2 separate regions of the Homo sapiens genome follow, and region 2 is linked to region 1. A link is an interaction called in ENCODE POLR2A ChIA-PET data of the cell type or tissue named here. Cell type or tissue: PC-9. All regions are shown on one strand.

What was found. Peaks named below come from ENCODE experiments on the same cell type or tissue, not always from the same donor. Only the 100,000 strongest peaks of a DNase experiment are listed, where the experiment ranks them.
Region 2: POLR2A ChIA-PET joins it to region 1 with 5 read pairs; 5 of 35 experiments call an interaction of 5 or more read pairs at or near these places.

Annotation. Positions count from the first base shown.
Region 1 is chr17:30,174,933-30,178,932 of GRCh38, forward strand. NSRP1 (nuclear speckle splicing regulatory protein 1) reads left to right here. Exons shown (of 7, transcript NM_032141.4): 4 at 3,139-3,267. Among named protein-coding and RNA genes, the nearest start is that of SLC6A4, 59 kb to the right of the region's middle. In PC-9, no CTCF peak of the experiment used is centred here; no DNase peak of the experiment used is centred here.
Region 2 is chr17:30,370,985-30,374,984 of GRCh38, forward strand. No RefSeq gene overlaps it. Among named protein-coding and RNA genes, the nearest start is that of CPD, 5.9 kb to the right of the region's middle. In PC-9, no CTCF peak of the experiment used is centred here; a DNase peak (open chromatin) is centred at 1,927; H3K27ac peaks cover 2,484 bases.

The DNA.
Region 1 (4,000 bases):
ATAGGATGGTTTCCTTTTCTTTCGCTGCAATTATCTAGATTGAAAAAGTCTGATAATACCAAGGTTTGGCGAGCCTTATACAATGAGCTAATATGATACTATATACATTTTGTTTGTTTCTACTTCATTTTCTGTCCTGACAGATCAGTGTGTTCTTCATTCTGTTTTCTTTGGGTTTATTTTGTTATTTTTCTAACTTTTTGAGATTGCTGCATAGCTCTGTTTTCTGTTCTCTTTTCTAATATATGCATTTAAGGCTATATGTTTCCCTCTAAGTACTTCTGTAGCTGTATCTTACAGATTTTGATAGGCAGTATTTTTGTTGTTTCATGCAAAACATTTTCTGATTTGCATTATGATTTCTTGTTTGACCCATCTATTATTAATTTCTGAACATAACGGAGGTTTTTGATTACCTTTTTGTTATTCATTCCTAATGTGATTACTTTGGTTTTTTGCTTGTTTGTTTTTTGGGGTTTTTTGTTTTGTTTTGTTTTGTTTTGTTTTTGTTTTTGTTTTTGAGATGGAGTCTTGCTCTGTACCTAGGCTGGAGTGCAGCGGCACGATCTCAGCTCACTGCAACCTCCACCTCCTGGATTCAAGCGATTTTTCTGCCTTAGCCTCCTGATAGCTGGGATTTCAGGTGTGCATCACCACACCTGGCTAATTTTTATATTTTTAGATGGCCAGGCGCTCTCTTCACCTCAGGAGATCCGCCCGTCTTCGCCCCCCAAAGTGTTGGGATTACAGGCATGAGTTGCCACACCCAGTCCCTAACATGATTATTTTGGATTCCAAGACACTGCACTGTATTGTTTCATTCCTTTAAAACCTGTAGAGGTTTACTTTATGGTCCAGTATATAGTCAGTTTTTATAAATATTTCCTCTGTGTTTGAAAATGTTCTGTATTGATACAAAAATTAGCCGGGCATGGTGGTGTGCACCTGTAGTCCCAGCTACTCAGGAGGCTGAGGCAGGAGAGTCACTTGAACACAGGAGGTGGAGGTTGCAGTGAGCCAAGATGGTGCCACTGCACTCCAGGCTAGGCAACAGAGCAAGACTCCGAACCCCCCCCCCAAAAAAAAAGAAAAAAGAAAATGTTCTCTATGTGTCCATTGGGCCAGTTGTGTTAATCCATATATATTCATACTGTTTTTTTTTGTTGTTGTTGTTGTTTTGTTTTGTTTTGTTTTGTTTTGTCTGTTCTGTTACTGAGAGGCATATGTTAAATCTCCCACTGTGATTATGGATTTGTCTATTTTTCCTTGAATATCTGTTCAATTTTTGCTTTATTTATGTTGCAACATAGTTAATAGTAACATATCTACTCAAGTGCTCCCCTACAGCTCTCCTCCCAACATATACAAAGGCATGTCATCAGTTTAAAACAGCCCTGGCCGGGTGCAGTGGCTCATGCATGTAATCCCTGTACTTTGGAAGGCCAAGGTGGGTAGATCACGAGGTCAGGAGTTCGAGAACAGCTTGACCAACATAGTGAAACTCCGTCTCTACTAAAAATACAAAAAATTAGCCAGGCATGGTAGCAGGTGCCTGTAATCCTAGCTACTCAGGAGGCTGAGGCAGGGGAATCGCTTGAACCCAGGAGGCGGAGGTTGCAGCGAGCCAAGATCCTACCACTGCACACCAGCCAGGACAACAGTGCAAGACTTCGTCCCCCCCCCCCCAAAAAAAAAACAGCCCTCAGTCTCCCTTTTTCCTTGCTTTTTGTTATTGTAGTGGTGATTATTTCTTAGATTCCATGTTTCCCTCTTTGTGTTATCCAGGCTGGTTTTGGGGAGTGAGCAGGAGTGCCAATTCAACATCTAGGCAGGAGAATCTTTCACTTTCTAAAGGTTGAGAAGTGAAAAAAATGAATTTCTTAATATTTTAAACAATATTCTAGAAAAAAAGTTTTTCAGTTAGCATGTGCATTATTCAGAGTTTAAATGTTGGTATGTAAAAACCCTAGTCTATCAGATAGATTCTTTTGAATAATTATATCATCCTATCACTTAAAAAGGATCCCTCTTGGGTTCTACATTAGCCAATCTAGCAATTGAGGAAAAAATCAAAGTGTGTAGACTCTGTACCTCAGGAATTTACAACCGGGGGCAAAAGGCTAAGATTTGTAAAACAGGAAGTAAAAACGCCCATGCCTGGCATGGTGGCTCACGCATGTAATTCCAGCACTTTGGGGGGCGCTGAGGTGGGTGGATCATTTGAGCCCAGGAGTTCAAGACCAGCCTGAGCAACATGGTGAAACTCTGTCTCTACAAAACATATAAAAATTAGCCAGGCATGGTGGCACACGCCTGTAGTCCCAGCTACTTGGGTGGCTGAAGTGAGAGGATCACTTGAAGCCTGGGAGGCAGAGGTTGCAGTGAGCCAAGATCACACCACTGGCACTCCAGCCAGTGCGACAGAGCGAGACCCCATCGCTTTAAAAAAAAAAAAAATCTAGTGTAAATATTGCAGAATAGAATGTTCCTCAGAGTTTAGAAGAAAGATCATTGGGGGTTAGAGGCCTCAGAAATGGGCTCATAGAAGAAGTAGGGCTGGCCCTGAAACACTGGGTAAGATTTTGATCGCTTGAAAGAGGAGAAAAAAACATCATTTGAGATGGAAGGAACATGATAAAGGCAGAGACTTTATGTTTAACAACTCTAAAAATGATAATGAAAGTTTAATATATAATACAGGCCTCTCAAAACCAAGGTTAGGTGTTTCCATCGTACCTTTTGACCTTTTGATGGGTATAATTATATACAAATGAATAAATGATAATAATAGTTGATGTTTATTGAATACTTATTCTCTATCAGGCTCTGTTTTAAGTTTAGTCATTTAATTATAACAGCTTAGAATGTAAATATAGTCATTATTCTTTCTCTTCTAGATGAGGAAATTAAGGTACCAAAAGATTACAAACAAACTTGCCCGGAGTAATTAGTAAGTGTAGAGCCAGCATTCATACCCAGGCAGCCTGGCTCCAGAGTTTATTTGTATTTCCTATCTAAAAATGTGATTGTAATTTTTATGATATATTTTCAATTTATGAACCATTCTCAAAAAGCATAGACTTTGTTGTATCTATTGGCTGGCTCATATTTTTGAAACATGTTTAATTTTTTTTTAAGACCAAACTGGAAATCCAGAAGGCCCTTGCAGAAGATGCTACTGTGTATGAATATGACAGTATTTATGATGAAATGCAGAAAAAAAAGGAGGAAAATAATCCCAAATTGCTTTTGGGGAAAGACAGAAAGGTTTGTAAGCTGAAATAACAAACTTTCTTTGACCTTGACCTACATTTTGTGTCTTAATCTTATTTTAACATGAGAATGATCTGAGAAAAAGCTTTTAGGTATGTGAGGTGTGAAGAGTCCCTAATTCCAGATATTACAAATTTGATTGTAGAACTCAAGCAGCACTACATATTATCCTAATAGGCCAGGTGAATTATCTAACAATTTTGCTTTTTGCTTTGAAACCTTTGCAAATAGTTTTTTGAAAACTTTTCCTTGGAATTCTAATGTACCAAATTTGTACTGTTCCTGCCCTGTGTATGTTTATTTGTGTTTTATTACCCTCTCATTTTTTCATTTCTTCCTAGCTGGTAACTGAATCATCTGCCTGCACCTATCATGATTTTATTTTCAGTGAGAAAAAAATTTGGGAGGGGTAAAAACTGAAATAAGTTCAGATTTTCTTTCTATCAACTCTTGTTCTTTCACAAGCACAGGCTGATTTTTAAGGGCATTTGCATCTGACAGTTATCTACTAGTAGAGTGATGGTATAAAATTATATTAAGCTACTATTTTAAATAGTCATATTTCTACTAAATGTGAAAAACTAGCAGGAACTTTTCTGATTTTTTTTTAATTAAGATAATACCAGAAAAAAGAAAAAAATTATATTTAGTTTGATGTTTTATTAAAGTTAAATCGCATTATAAACAATTTCTATCTCTGCTACACCTAAATTTTTATGGAAAACAG
Region 2 (4,000 bases), 200 kb after region 1:
TAAGGCAGGTTCCTAAAAGCATAGCCTGAGACAGGGATGCTTACGTAAGTGATTTATTGAAGAGTGCCCTTGGGAGAAACCTGAAAGGGATTAAGGGAAGCAGATCAGAAGAAGATGCTGAGCAAGAACGAAAAAAAGAACTCTTACCTCAGCCTGATTCTGCAGAAAGCTCTGCCTGGAGCATAAATTGCTCCAAAGTTTGTCTCATCCAGAGGCAAGGGGGCCTGTATACCAGTAGGATGACCCTGGAAGAGGTGGGGTGGAGGCAGTGTGTGTAATTTCTTAGGCATTTCTGGGCAAAGTAGCTCCTGTCAGCCAAGGTAAATCTTCCCACAAAGATGCAGATGTAAGTAAGCATCAGCTAGGAGATGGGTGCACGAGCCTGGTAGAGAGAATCCGGGCAGACAACCAACAGCACTTGTAAGAACTGATATGGCCAAAGGTTCTCTTGAAAATTCCCTCAATTTGCCCATTTTGAGACTTTATTTAAAAAAAATTTCAGAAAATCATTCATTATTATTATTATTATTTTGCTGCTTGTAACACATTAGCAAATTTATGAAAATTCTAATTGCATGCCATTTCATGTTTCCATCATCCTTGTCTTCTAGGGACAGCTTCTTGTCAGTGCCTCTAATTCTCCTTTAAGTTTATGTGTCTCTGGCTGGGTGGTGGCTCACACCTGTAATCCCAGCACTTTGGGAGGCCAAAGCAGGCGATCACTCAAGGCCAGGAGCTCGAGACCAGCCTGGCCAACATGGCGAAACCATGTCTGTACCAGAAAAATACAAAAAGTAGCCAGATGTGGTGGCGTGTGCCTATAACCCCAGCTACTTGTGAGGCTGAGGTGGGAAAATTGCTTGAACCCAGGAGGTGGAGGTTGCAGTAAGCCAAGACTGCGCCACTGCACTCCAGCCTGGGTGACACAGCAAAACTCCATCTCGGAAAAAACAAAAACAACAACAAAAAAAAAAACAGTTAATATGTCTCTATGGCCCTCAGTTAATTCTTCAATTTCTTCCTCCGCAGGTACTAACCACATTACTGTTCACCTGCATATTGCATTTTATTTTTGTTAATGGTCAGTAAACCTTTAAAGTTACTTACACATCCTTTCTGCAGTTTTAAACCAACATGTACATCTGGTTTTGGCTTTGTTTTTTTGTTTTTGTTTTTGAGACAGAGTTTTGCTCGTCACCCAGGTTGGAGTGCAACGGTGCGATCTCAGCTCACTGCAACCTCTGCCTCTTGGGTTCAAGCGATTCTCCTGCCTCAGCCTCCCGAGTAACTGGGATTACAAGCCCCAGCCAACATGCCCGACTAATTTTTTTGTATTTTTAGTAGAGACGGGGTTTCATCATGTTGGCCAGGCTGGTCTTGAACACCTGACCTCACGTGATCCACCTGCCTTGGCCTCACAAAATGCTGGCATTACAGGCATGAGCCACTGTGCCAGGCCCTACATCTGTTTTAAGTTTAGTTGTTACTTTCATTCTCTCACTTTTTCTCACTGTTAGTTAGATGTGCGCACAATGTACATATACCCTAGAGTGAGTTAAGTGCACTGAACCCCAGCATGTGATGGCAGGAACTCTGGACAGGTTTTGCACACAGCTTAAGTTCCCAGCTGTTCCATGTCCTGCTATTTGACTTGCTTGAGCTGGTGGAGCTTAAAACAAGAATCTTTCTAGGCTGTCCTGATACTCTTCAGAGTTGTGAGCATTGTGTGAGATAACATACCGGAAGGCACACAGAAATATAAGGTGATAGTATTATGCACACTGTGATTGATATGATATTTATATTTCAAATTCCAAATTTGCTTTCAGTTGGTTGCCTTTTGGGTTCTGAGATGACTTCATCTCTTACCAATGTTTCCTGGGCTATAAGTTGCTAGGATTTGACTTTCTCTTGCAGAGGTGACACACAGCGAGTAGTCACTTGTCAAGGTGAGTCAACACTAGGGGGAACCAGGCATTGAGCAAATTGAAGTGGAGGTTTTCAGTGATGCCATCTCTCTTCTTCCTTCTCTATGTTCATCTTCTCAGGAGCCTCCCATGCCCTCAGGGTGGCCGCTGGATTTTCAGAGCCCAATTCACTGGGCTGTAACTACATTTTCCATGAACTCAGACAGACAGCCTCATCAACAAATAAATGAACTAAACAAAGCCAAAAACCTTCTGTTCTATGTCCCATTAGCTTTCAGGTCTAGATGACATGTTAGAAAACTGCTGGGCTCTATTAAGTGTCAATGGCTGGAAACTGTTCTTACCCTCCATTTCTCTCTCCCACTCTTTGAGATGATTATTTCACACCTTCCTCTCTTTTCTCAAACCTCCAACACCTACTCCAACATCCTTACACTCAGCTAGTGGCCTTGCTTTCCATTTCATTAAGAAAATAAAAGCAATCAGCAGAGAACCTTCTCCCAATACCTCACCTACCCACTTAATTGTACCTATGCCCATATATTCTGCCTTCCCATTTGTGACTACTGAAGTGTCTGTATTTCGACCTAAGACCCATCCCTCCACTGGTATATTAGATACACTATCCCTTCCCAACTACTCATACTCAAAGCCATGGCTCCAGCAATTCTCCCTTCTCTCTAATGGGTCATCACATTTTCCCTCTTTACTAGATCATTCCTATCAGTATACAAACAACCTATAATTTCTCCCATGTTTAAAAAACAAAGACCTGGAGCGGTGGCTTGCACCTGTATTCCCAGCACTTTGGGAGGCTGAAGCAGGCAGATTGCTTGATCCCAGGAGTTTGAGACCAGCCTGGGCAACACAGCAAAACCCTGTTGTCAGATCCTGGGGTCTGGGTCCAGCCTATGCGGAATCCAAGGGCAGTGGGTGGATGGGCAGAAAGAACACTTGGGGGGCTGTAGGCAGGTGAAAGATGATTTTATTCAGCAGCACCTCTCATCAACAGCTTTCTCATACTGTCCACCTTTATCTCGGCTGTCTGCTCTGGCTCTGCGGCTCCTGCCACCCTCACAATGCAGTTGCATGGCTGGCTCTCCCTTGCCTTCAGGGTCAGCAGCTTAACTTCTTCTCTCTCTGGGCTCCGGCGCGAGCCATGCTGTGGCTCCCATCTGTCTGTCTGCAGGATGGACAGCTCTGGTTCTCTCTCTCTTTCTCTGGGCACCAGTGTGCCCACCATGTTAAGCCATGTTGAGCCGAGCCGAGCCCCAAGAGCCATGTCTGTCATGCACAGTGTCAACAGGGCAGTTATATCTTTTACAGACAACAGTGGCTCAGGGCCATGTATGAACTTACACAAACAGGTTACATAGCAAGTGGAGGGGTGCCCTTGCGAGCCAAACTCTCCAAGTCATGCAGGCCTGGATATCCGCCTTGGCCTATTCCTTGACCAAAGCACATCCATGTACCTTACACCTGTCTCTACAAAAAATACAAAAATTAGCCAGGTGTGGTAGCATGTCCCTGTAGTCCCAACTACTTGGGAGGCTGAGGCAAGAGGATCGCTTGAGCCTGAGAGGTCGAGGCTGCAGTGAGCTGTGATTGTGCCACTGCACTCCAGCCTGGGCAACAGAGTGAGACCTCGTCTTAAACACCAACAAACACGACAACAACAAAACTGTTCCCATTATCTAGACATACCTGCCGCTGGATTTCATACAGGCATCTCAAACCTAAAAGTTCCCAAAATCAACACCTAATCTCTTTTCCCACACACTCCAAGCCCCTCCATTTAGCATCTTTTCTCCTGCCTTCTTTGTCTTGGATAATGGCAAAGCCACCTACCTGGTCACCCTCACTAGCTCATGAAGTCATCTTTTACTTCTTCTTCCCTTTTACCCATAAAGTTGCTAAATCTTGTCAATCCAACAACCTAAACATCTCTAATTTATCTTCTTTTTATCCTCACTGAACTTGCCAGAATTAGCTCTTGCCTGGATAGCAGCTATCCCTTAGCCTTGCCCAAATGGTTCCTGGAATTTTCTTGCTAAAACACAGGTGCGATCCAC